Linked DNA regions of Homo sapiens: regions 1 and 3 are each linked to region 2. The links are chromatin contacts, found by Hi-C or POLR2A ChIA-PET in ENCODE. All regions are on one chromosome and are shown on one strand. Each heading gives the region's core, a stretch centred on a gene start or an enhancer-like site at or near the end of the contact. The rest is flanking DNA. Distances are from core to core; before and after follow the strand shown. Region 1 has its middle 51 kb from the start of MIR1302-6. Region 2 has its middle 100 kb from the start of HDAC9. Region 3 overlaps HDAC9 (histone deacetylase 9).

What was found. Hi-C counts contacts between places; a loop is a spot of excess contacts on that map. ChIA-PET counts read pairs that join two places held with the same protein, here RNA polymerase II (POLR2A). Pooled maps may share reads with other maps.
Region 1: a loop to region 2 is called in a pooled map, with 8 times the contacts of the local background. The contact joins two enhancer-like sites. A Hi-C loop is called at or near these places in 1 of 37 single-sample maps with no recorded cell type and 3 of 50 pooled maps. POLR2A ChIA-PET finds 5 or more read pairs at or near these places in 2 of 52 experiments (PC-3 and WTC11).
Region 3: a loop to region 2 is called in a pooled map, with 2.7 times the contacts of the local background. The contact joins two enhancer-like sites. A Hi-C loop is called at or near these places in 2 of 37 single-sample maps with no recorded cell type and 3 of 50 pooled maps. POLR2A ChIA-PET finds 5 or more read pairs at or near these places in 4 of 52 experiments (PC-3, Panc1, T-cell and 1 more).

The regions. Positions count from the first base shown.
Region 1 is chr7:18,176,683-18,180,163 of GRCh38, reverse strand. It overlaps a transcript of HDAC9 not described here. Among named protein-coding and RNA genes, the nearest start is that of MIR1302-6, 51 kb to the right of the region's middle. RefSeq lists enhancers at 1,734-1,843, 2,508-2,652 and a cis regulatory region at 2,572-2,589. Within about 2 kb of position 1,768, at least 5 of the 41 ENCODE cell types and tissues checked have a DNase peak (open chromatin) inside an H3K27ac peak, as active enhancers do.
Region 2 is chr7:18,389,196-18,392,761 of GRCh38, reverse strand. It overlaps a transcript of HDAC9 not described here. Among named protein-coding and RNA genes, the nearest start is that of HDAC9, 100 kb to the left of the region's middle. Within about 2 kb of position 2,306, at least 2 of the 41 ENCODE cell types and tissues checked have a DNase peak (open chromatin) inside an H3K27ac peak, as active enhancers do.
Region 3 is chr7:18,519,170-18,522,946 of GRCh38, reverse strand. The region is part of intron 2 of HDAC9 (histone deacetylase 9); the gene reads right to left. Among named protein-coding and RNA genes, the nearest start is that of HDAC9, 25 kb to the right of the region's middle. RefSeq lists a silencer at 701-780. Within about 2 kb of position 2,391, at least 7 of the 41 ENCODE cell types and tissues checked have a DNase peak (open chromatin) inside an H3K27ac peak, as active enhancers do.

The DNA of each region.
Region 1 (3,481 bases), core at 519-3,018, 210 kb after region 2:
AAAGATGAAGCAAGGCAACTAAGGCGCTCACTACTGGGGGTAGGATAAAGTAAGGAGCTGACATGTAATTTGAAAAGGATGGCATAATTCTATGTGCTCAAAAGTGAGCAAACCTAAAGACAGAGACAAATCTGGAAATTGTGACAGAGCTGGGAGATGATGGTTTTAGGCCTCAATCTCATCAGTGTGGAGAGGCTTATAGACATGAGATTTTTGTGACATTCAAAAAAGGATAGTTACAGGTCACGGTTGAGAGAAAAAAGCACATATTTATGTGTGATCATTCTAAATGAACATGTGATACTTTACTATCTCTTGTACAATTACATCTTTTATGATACCAACATAACAAATTCATGACATATTTTCCAAATGAGGAATCTGGGACAAAGGGAGATTTACTAAATAAAAGATAGATGACAGGTGTTTCCAGAGCTGCGTTTAAGTCCTTGGGCTTTTACTAAGAACTTCAAATATGCATTTGTATAATTTCTCATTAATAGATAAACAGATAAGGTAATAAAATATTCAAAGAAAAGACGTTTGGGTTTATTTAGACCCAATGAGTGTGAACACCATTTTTCCTTAGGAGAGGGAGGGTAGAGAATGGAAAGAAATATAAGAGAGGTAGAAGCAAAAAAAACAAAGCTTATTCATCCTTATATAGTGGTTAAGAACATAGAACCCCAACAGGATATAAACATTTCTTTAATGATCCTGCAGTAATAACAAGCAAAATAAACAGTCAAACCTTAACATGTCCCTCCTCCCTTAGGACCTCAGCTTTACCTTGTAGTTTAAGAATTAGTCACTCATTTGGACTGGGGCAAGTCCCTATGGATTCAGAGAGTTTGCAATCAACTAATGGGTTATGGCATTATTGTTAGTGGATGATACCCCACAGGAGGCTGGACTATTGCATCAGTCAGGGTAAAGACATACTTGCTATGTGTGTGACAAACAAAAGCCTACCCAAGGTGGTTCCTCAGAGAACTCTGAATGAAAGACATGCAGTGCTTGCTTGTTCCACATCTGTTATTTCCATAATCTTTAGAAAAATAAGCTTCCTGGGCAAATATGAAAGGAACTCCATTTGACCAGATACATTCCAAAGTAAGAGATCTTGTTCTCCATTAAATGCCATACCACAACACTGTCAAATAATGAAGCCAAAAACACATCTTTAATGGAGACACACAGAAAGTTTAAGATCCTAATTTAATCTTAATAAAGACTTCAACCATTATATTAAAATATTTATTAGTCTATCACTTTAAATAAGAGGAACTGAAAATGTATACAGATTGAAAAGTCACAAATTTTAAGCCGGATGTTTTCCTTTCTATGTATTTTACTGAAGGTCCTCAGAAACGTAGTATATTTAAAAGTTACTGCTAATTATACAGTATGCAAAACTGTATTACTTTTTAAAAGTATAAAGAATGTTGGATCAATGAATTCTAAACTAACTTAAAACAATTTCCTGCTCAACCACAATTAAAAATCATGTCACTCTTTCCACTATTCTTAACCACAATACATATTTGTTTTGGGAGAGAGGTGGTTTATAAGCATTGAAACAGGGAGAAGTTCAAGTTACTAAAAGGAAAGAGGGTGGTAGGTCTGCTTCTACCGCTGTGCTAGCTGAAGAAGAGCCAAACTTAGCAACTTCCCCACATTTAGAGAACTCAGTATGAAACCACAAGTCTTGCAAACAATGACTACCCTATTGCAATGTTTGTTGTTCAATGAATAGATAAGCCACCTTAGAAAGAGGGGGGCCGGGTGCAGTGGCTCACGCCTGTCATCCCAGCACTTTGGGAGCCCAAGGCATGCAGATTGCCTGAGGTCAGAAGTTCGAGACAAGTCTGGCCAACATAGTGAAACCCTGTCTCTACTAAAAATACAAAACAATTAGCCAGCATGGTGGCATGTGCCTGTAATCCCAGCTACTCGGGATGCTGAGGCAAGGGAATTGCTTGAACTAGGGAGGTGGAGGTTCCAGTAAGCCAAGATTGTGCCACTGCACTCCAGCCTGGGTGACAGAGCAAGACTCTGTCAAAGAGGAGAGGGGAGGGGAGGGGAGGTGGAGGAGGGAACGGGAGGGAAGGGGAGGTAGGGGGATGGAGGAAGTTCAGTGGATAGCACTAGAGGTGAAAAGAACCGAAAGTCAACAAATGAATAAGCAAAAAGAAAAGGGATATGATTCATGACACATATGAAACAGTTTGGTTTTGCTCAGGTATATTCAACTGCTTCCCTCCTCCCCAATTCCATGCCCCTAGCACCACTATAATCAGCCTCCTCACAAAGTGCCCTTTATTCTTCACTTATTTGGCTCCTTTTGTGTGCTGGGCAGTATATTACTTAACTAAGAGAGCAACCATAAATACAGCTGCCAACTGCTTCACTCTATATACACCCCACAAAATGTACTTAGATGTCCCTTGCCCTCAAAAAGCTAAGCCTATTAGAGAAGACAACCCCAGTACTAAGGTAAGTTCCAGAACTGAGAGAGGTAACAAATGTCAGCGTCACCCAGGAAGGCCTCACAGAAGAATGGAGTAGGAGCTGGGTGTTGAAGATAAGTAAACAGGACACTCCCAGTGGTGAGGAAGGGTCATTCAAAGGCCTCCAAGCAAGAAAACTGGACCTGGGGAAGGTAAGCAGCTCTACATGTTGAACAGAGTGGGGTTCATTGAGGAGAAAAATAAGATAAGCCTGAAAAGGGTACGGGTTCTTATATACCTTAAATAGATGTGATAGAGAGCCACTGACATTTCTTATACAGGGCAGTGACTATATCAGAGTTAGGCTGAGAAGAGATTAATCGCACCATAGACAACAGACTTGCTAATCAGGAAGCTCAGACACAGATCCATCCGTCTTCAAGCAACTTCACAGAATTTAAATGCAGGTACTAACAGGGTGTACCCAATTTCCCTTCATTTCCCTTCCTCCTCACGTATTTTATTTTCCATAACTTACTTATATAGACCCCAAATCTTTTCTGGACTTAGGCAGAATAAAAGAAAAAGAAAGAAAACTAAGAAAGGTAGGAAGGCAGATGGGTAGGCGGATTATCAGTTCTCCCAACAGAAGGGAAAATGACATACAATGTCTACTTTGACATACTTTATTGAAATTCAAAGACTCGATAGTGTACATTACCTAACTCAAGTTATGGTATGTATTATTTTTCCAATATCTATAGTTGGCTTCCTGCATTTTTCTGCTAATTTCTAGGTTCTTTCATTGACATACCACGACCTGTTAAAATCTTTCAATTTACTGTTTCACTTTAAACATAAAGCCAAAGTAAGATACATCCAACTCTTCTTTAATAAAAAAGGAAGCACAATAATACAGACAAAAGGATAAAAATGCATTAAAAAATAACATAAAAATTATCCAAACATGATGAAATAATCTGTACACCAAAGCCCTGTGACACACAGTTTACCTGTATAACAAATCTGCA
Region 2 (3,566 bases), core at 1,057-3,556:
TCCCATGTGAAGAATGAAATATCATGTCCTCTGGAAAAATAAAAGTATAACTCAAATACTTTGTTGATGACAAGGTAAAATACTAACAATATCAATAATAAATTGATCTGGATGCGCAATACACAGAGGTCAATCTCTTACCATTCTCTGGAAAATTGCATTAGTTGGATTGCAGATGTCAGAAAAGGTGCCAGAGTGAGAACAGGATTTAAGCTAATAATTATAATAATTATAAGAATATCACGTTTGCATTTACCAAATACCTATATTTACCAGTAACGGATTTTAACATCATTAGCATCACCCATTAAGAATATCTGTCTATCTATCTATCTATCTATCTATCTATCTATCTATCTATCCATCTATCTATCCATCTATCTAGAGAGACAGAGATTAGATATAGACAGTGTGTGTGTGTGTGTGTGTGTGTGTGTGTGTGTGTGAGAGAGAGAGAGAGAGAGAGAGAGACAGAGAGAGAGAGAGAGTGACAGAGACAGAGATAGAAAGAGAATGTATAATCATGTACCTGAAGGTTCACAGCACACTTGTGGATCATATTATAATAATCCCAGATTGCCAGGGAATCTAAGGTCAAGATAGGCTGAGTAACTCACTCAGGTAATACAACTTGTAAATGGTCATTCTAGAATGAGAATACAAATCTGTGTGACTCAAAACTTCTCTCTTTTCACTGTGTCTTGCTCACCTCATTAAAGAAATTGCTAGTTAAATTATGAGGATGAGGAGGTCATTTTACATAAGGGAAAGATACAAGTAAAAGTAAAGTGTGGGAAAGTGAAAGGCACCATGGAGGAGATAGGCAAAGTGCCTATTGATAATGGGCAATGCTTACTACATACCAGGCTCTGCTGTGAGCACTAGGCCTGTGTGAACTCATGGAATCCTGTAAATAACCCCATGGTAAAAACTTCTATTGCCCTCATTTGACAGAAGAAGAAACCAGAGAGCAAAAAGATTAAGTAACTTGCCCAAAATTGTCTGTGTACTAAGTGAGGGGTTTATATCCAGGCATCTTACTTCAAAGCTGCCATTCTTAATAGGTGATAAAGATGAAAAAGTGGAGACATTTTCAGAAGCTCTCTAGTATCCTCAACATAGTTCATTATTTCTAAGTGTGTCTTCTGGGTAACACTATTTGTGTGGAGGTGGAATGTTAATATGTTATGTGAACAAAAGGTTTTGCTGGCCAATTGGTGAAGGCTATGCAAGGTTTAATGCAGGTAAACAGGTCACTTTGTGACAGGATTTCCCGAAACATCTAAAATATATCACTATACAACTTCAGATGGCCAAGAAAAGGATGTAGGACACAATGTTCTCTCTTCTTTTTTACTTTCTTTTTTTTTTGGGGGGGGGATGGCGTCTCGCTCCATCGCTCAGGCTGGAATGCAGTGGCACGATAGCGGCTCACTGCAGCCTCTGCCTTCCGGGTTCCAGTGATTCTCCTGCCTCAGCCTCCCACATAGCTGGAATTACAGGCACGTGCCACCATGCCCGGATAATTTTTGTATTTTTAGTAGAGACGGGGTTTCACCATGTTGGCCAGGCTGGTCCCGAACTCCTGACCTCAGGTGATCTGCTCACCTCAGCCTCCCAAAGTGCTAGGATTACAGGCATGAGCCACCGCGCCTGGCTGAACTTTGTTCTTTGAGATGGAGTCTCACTCTATTGCCCAGGCTGGAGTGCAATGGCACAATCTTGGCTCATTGCAACTTCCACTTCCCGGGTTCAAGCAACTCTCCCACCTCAGTCTCCCTAGTAGCTGGGACTACAGGTGTGTGCCACCATGCCTGGCTAATTTTTGTATTTTTAGTAGAGACAGGATCTCATCATGTTAGCCAGGATGGTCTTGAACTACTCACCTCAAGTGATCTGCCTGCCTTGGCCTCCCAAACTGTTGGGATTACAGGCGTGAGCCACCATGCCCAGCCCAAACACAATGTTTTCTAATCTTCCTTAGAATGCTTATTGTTTCACAGAGAAGCTGGGGACAGATATATTCTCATAAGTCACTTCTCCTTGGCCATGCAGCTAGTTAGTGGCAAAACTGGGGCCAGAACTGAAGACTTCTGGCTGCTGGACTAGGCTTTGTCTAGGCACAGACTGAAATATATCCTTTGAACAACGTACAGTAATTTAAGGTTTTATGAGCAGGAAAAAGCCGGACACAGAATATACTGAAGTGGAAAGAGAGGAGTAGCCTGTACCAAACTACTACAGAACTCAAGAATGACATGCAAAGTGGCCTGGTCTAGGATGTGACAGGAAGGAAAAACAGGAACTAAGAATAAAACCAAACATTCAAGAACATAAGTAAACCCTAAGGGTTTCTAGGAACCAATGGTTGCTGTGAGAGACAGACCTTGCTGACCTACTGGGATCTCAGCCATAATTCTGAAAAACCTAAGAGCAGGCACTGAAACCCCCTCTCCAGCTCTCTCAGTGTATTCCAGGGAGTGATCAGTTGCCAAGAGCCATGCAAACACTACTGAATTGTGTCTAGTCATTATCCGAGAATTACTTTTAAATCTAGCTATATTCTTCCTAACAAAAGCCAAGAAAATCACGGTCAAACCTTTGAACAAATAAATGTTCAGTTCTCACCCCTTGCCTCATCCCCCATTACTTCCCTTCTCTACGACGTGTGTGTGTGTGTGTGTGTGTGTGTGTGTGTGTGTGTGTGTGTGTGTTGTCTTTCTCTAGGGTCAAACACAACTGAGATCTAAAAATATCTTATTTTTTCAGAACAACTACACTAATTGATGCGTATGGAGAACATGTTAGTCATGTTCACAAAATGCCAAAATAAATATAAAACTGTATCCTCAGGAAGTCACACACTCTCTAAAGTATACAATCCCAGAAGCCAACTTTTATTAACCCCTCTTTGCCTTTGCTGCATTTTTAGAAAATCAAAATAGTTATCTCTTTCAGAGTATCACATGATATTAATGATTAGTTCACAGTTCCTTTTCCATATTTTGGTCCCTTATCATCTAATCATTAAGTCCAACTGTCTTTAAGGTAAACATTTTCTTTTTGCTTATGCATATACTTGACATACATAAATTCCTTCCCATCATCTTGTGGCAGAGACCACAAGCCAGCCACTAATGTTTCTCTCCTCCTACCATATACAACCCAGCCTCCCTTGCAGTTAGGTAAAGTGACAACCTTGTCTCCAACAGAATGTGAGTAGAAGTAACAAGTGCCATTTCAGATCTAGCCTTTACAGAATGACCATGAGCACTCGTCCAGATGCTGTTTCCCTTCTAGTGCCTGGGATGCAGACATCCTGAGCAACACTGGAAGCCATGTGCTGATTTCGAAGCTACCATCACTACAGGGCCCTGAAGAATACAGGAGAGCTGCTGTGCTGTCCTAAATGCCTATAACTCCAGGACTCTTACGTGAATGAGAAATAAAATATTATTGTGATTATCCACTGATTATTTTGTGGTCTCTGTGCTACTACTCCTAGCCTAGCTTAACAGAGAAAGTGAATTGACAACTTGAAATGAATTGGGACTGTAACAAAGGCT
Region 3 (3,777 bases), core at 1,142-3,641, 130 kb before region 2:
AGACACTACATCATTTACTTTGGCCTAAATACAGTGGACATCCATAAATGCTTGTTAATTAAAGTTATTCAGCCTCTTTGAGCTCAGTTTCCTCACTTGTTAAATGATTTTTACCACCTACAAAGAGGATTCCTGGGAGAAACAAATAAAACATTATACATTGAAAATTCATAGCACTTAATGGTCACTGAATGTTATTAATCCTTCTTAAGACATATCATGGGCTCCATTTCAATTACCTCACCTACAGCGCTTAAATAAAAAATAGACAGGACAAGAAATAAGAGAGGCATGTTTGGTTTGTTTGCTCATTAGATGTTTTTTTTTTTGTTTTTTGTTTTTTGTTTTTTTTAAAAAAACCACCCTGCTTTTTTTTTTTCAGTATTAACAATTGAGCTTTATGATGTAGAAGCTAAGATACTCTGTCATGTCCAGTTATATGCTTGGAAAGAAACTGGACTGGAATTCATGATTAATCCTCAGGATTGAGACAAGAAATGAAAATGTGGCCAGACAGCTAGGGGTGCACTCTTAGCATATTGTTGGGAGGCCCTGGCTCCTTAAGAGTTTCCCAGCACGGAGCTTTAGTCCTCTCCATCCCTGTCCTTTCTTTGTTAAAACGTCTATCCCCACATCTAAAGAGCACTTACTAATCAGGTATCTTTTGGTTTAGTCTTTCAGAGTGTGTGGCTGTTAGTTCTGAATGGCCCTAAGTGCTTTTTTGTACTTAGTGGAGCCAACTTAGCCATTCACAGAGAAGCAATCTCTCTATAAATGAACAGATTTTCACACGTGGGCTGTAATATATGCATAACACATTTCTCGCGGTGTTAATTTTGGTCTAACATCCTCCTGTTGGTCTTGATTACCTTGGAGACTTACATCCTGTCTTCTGTATATATGTAGTTGTTAGTCACTTCTACTAAGTTGTCTCACCACCATTTCTCAAGAATGATAACAGAAGACACAATATTTCAATAACTGATTTTTCCTTTCAACAAATGTTCATTCAACCTCCTGTTTCCAGACATCGTACTAAGGCTTAGTCAAATCTAAACCTCGTGTAAAACTCTAAAATGCTGTAAAGGTCCAGCTAACTTTGTAGTAAAAATAAATGGAATCATTTCAGAATATTAATTGAATGTTTTTTTAAAAACAATACTAAGTAAAATGTAAATCTGAATATAGGTTCACTTCAAATTTATTATCGTTTTTCTAAAAACTGGAAATCCTAGACTGTTGTTTATTATTAGTCATATTATTGATATGGCTGCAAGTCAAACATAATCTGAATTGAACGTATCTTGAGAAAACAACAGCATACGAATAAATATGGTGAGACAGTATGGTGATAAATGCCATTTGGGATAGCATATTAATGGTGAAAAAATAGATAGCAATTTTTTAATTGGGAGTATTAGAAGCTTTATCCATTTTGCTTATTTTATTCATGGTGTGCAAATCAAATAGATGGACGACTGGACACAAATTCTGTGTAAATGATCTATATTGTGACAAATCGCAAGGCATCTGGTTAAGTGAGATATCTCCCTTGGGAAATAAAACGAAACAAGAAGTGTTTTTCTTCTTAAAAATCTGTACCCTGGTAGATAGGATCCAACATAAAATTAAACATCTCATCTAACTTTTCCAATGCCATGTTTCCAAAAGGAAATTACATTAAATTTGTCCATTCAAAATGCAAAAAGCAAGACATCCAAGAATGAGGTTTGTAGCAGAATGTAATTTTAAAGACATGATTTTTCTCCATTACTGGAGATATCAAACATTTTAAAAGCCTGTTCTTTCCTAATTGGATTCCAGATCATTATTTTTTTGGCCAAAAAAGAAAGGTTTTCTGCATTCTTAAAATAATTAGGCAAGATTTCAAATCAAATTATCCAATTTCAAACCTCTATTTTTCTCTCTAAAACGCCTGTTAGAGGAGGACTGCCGATGACTAAGCTTTGTGTCATTCTCATGGCTTTATTAGGAGAATGTTCTAAGTCCTTCACTTTCTATGTAATCAGAACTATAATTTCTTCAGGTTATTTTAAGACCCAGCTATGGCTAAAGCAGGAAACTCAATTTTATTCTGAGCTGTAGACATGTCGACACAGCAGAGCAGGGCTCCAGCTTTCTGGGCTATCTTCTTTCATAAACCCTCTTGCTTGGTGTCAGACCAAGGCTCTAGGCTAGTTGTACTTACTCTCTGGGTGTCAGGTAACTGTTTCCAAGACATTTACGGTAGTAGGACTGTTATTTTGGAAAATATGTGTTGACATATTATTATTCTACAAATGAACAGCTTACTTGTCCAGAGAGCACCACTCTTCATTACATCAATTCGAAAATCATATTCAACAGAAGGGCAGTTGAGAAAACCCAGGTGCCAGAAACATTTGATAAAAAAGCAGAACAGAAAGCTCATATGTCTACATGGTTCATCATACTCCCTTAGAATTTTATAACTTAATTAACCAACTCCATTTAGGCTTGCTTAGTTGCCTCTAATTATTCAGAAAAATTTTCTGTGTTGCAAAGTAATATTAATAGTGAGTGACATTTCTGCAAGTAACAGGTAACCTATTTCTTCTATAGTTGTGATATATAACTAAGTAAAGAAAGGAGAATAGGACAGTATAATAAAATAGAAAAAGTTACCTGCAAGAGGTGGTCTTCAGAATGAAAAGAAAAATATAGCATGATTACTTTAATATTTTGATGTATATCACGAAGTTTCTCACAGATACGTAAATTAATCTTATTCCTGAAGTAAACTTATTAATACTTTTAATTATTAATAAACATACTGATATAAAAACACTTTATTGAACTGTGATTTTCATGCTAGCATTTTTTTTCTTTGGGTTAAAATACTTTTACTACTTTTCTGCTCCTACTACAACAATAAAATAATGGAAACAAGTACCATGAATCCATTAGTTGAGCTTACTATGCTATATGTACTGTATACCATTCTACATTTTTTTGCATTCATTAATATATTGAGCTCATCCTTCTATGTTAATATCTTCAGACATTACTTAATAACTTTAATGACTTGTATTTCAGAGTATGGATTATGTATTGACTTATAGTTAGATTGCCCTCAGTTTTCCATTATTATAAATAAAACTGCTGATAAATATCCTGGTACATAAATTATTGTGAATTTGTGCAAGTATTTCTGTATACCAATTAAGTGGAATTACTAGATTGTTGGGTGTGTAGATTTTTAATTTTTATAGTACTGCCAATTTATGCTGCTCCAAAATTTGAACAGTGTGCTCTTCCACTAATACATGACAACACCCCTTTCCTCCAAACCACAATCAACACTAAGCATTATCTAGTCATTTATTTTTACTCCCATAATGTTGACAAAAATGGCACCTCATTGATGTGTTAATCATGACAAAGATTGATCATCTTCTCGGATACTTACTGCCTATTTTTGGTTATTCCTTTGTAAATGTCTTATTCATAGCCTTTGATTATTTATCCACTGAGTTACTGGTATTTCTTACTGATTTACAGTTTATATTTCTGCTTTATAGATATTAACCTCTTGAGCATTTAATATATGGTAACTTTTTATTTGTCTGTCATGTAATAAAAAATAGTGTCATAATTTGTCATTTAATTTGTTTCTGACTACGAAGAATACCAAGTCAACAATTATTCTTTTTTAACTTTCTCTAGATAGGATTACACTGACCTAGATCTTTCCTAGAATGAGTTGTGATGACATCACATAAGCTCATTAATATAAAT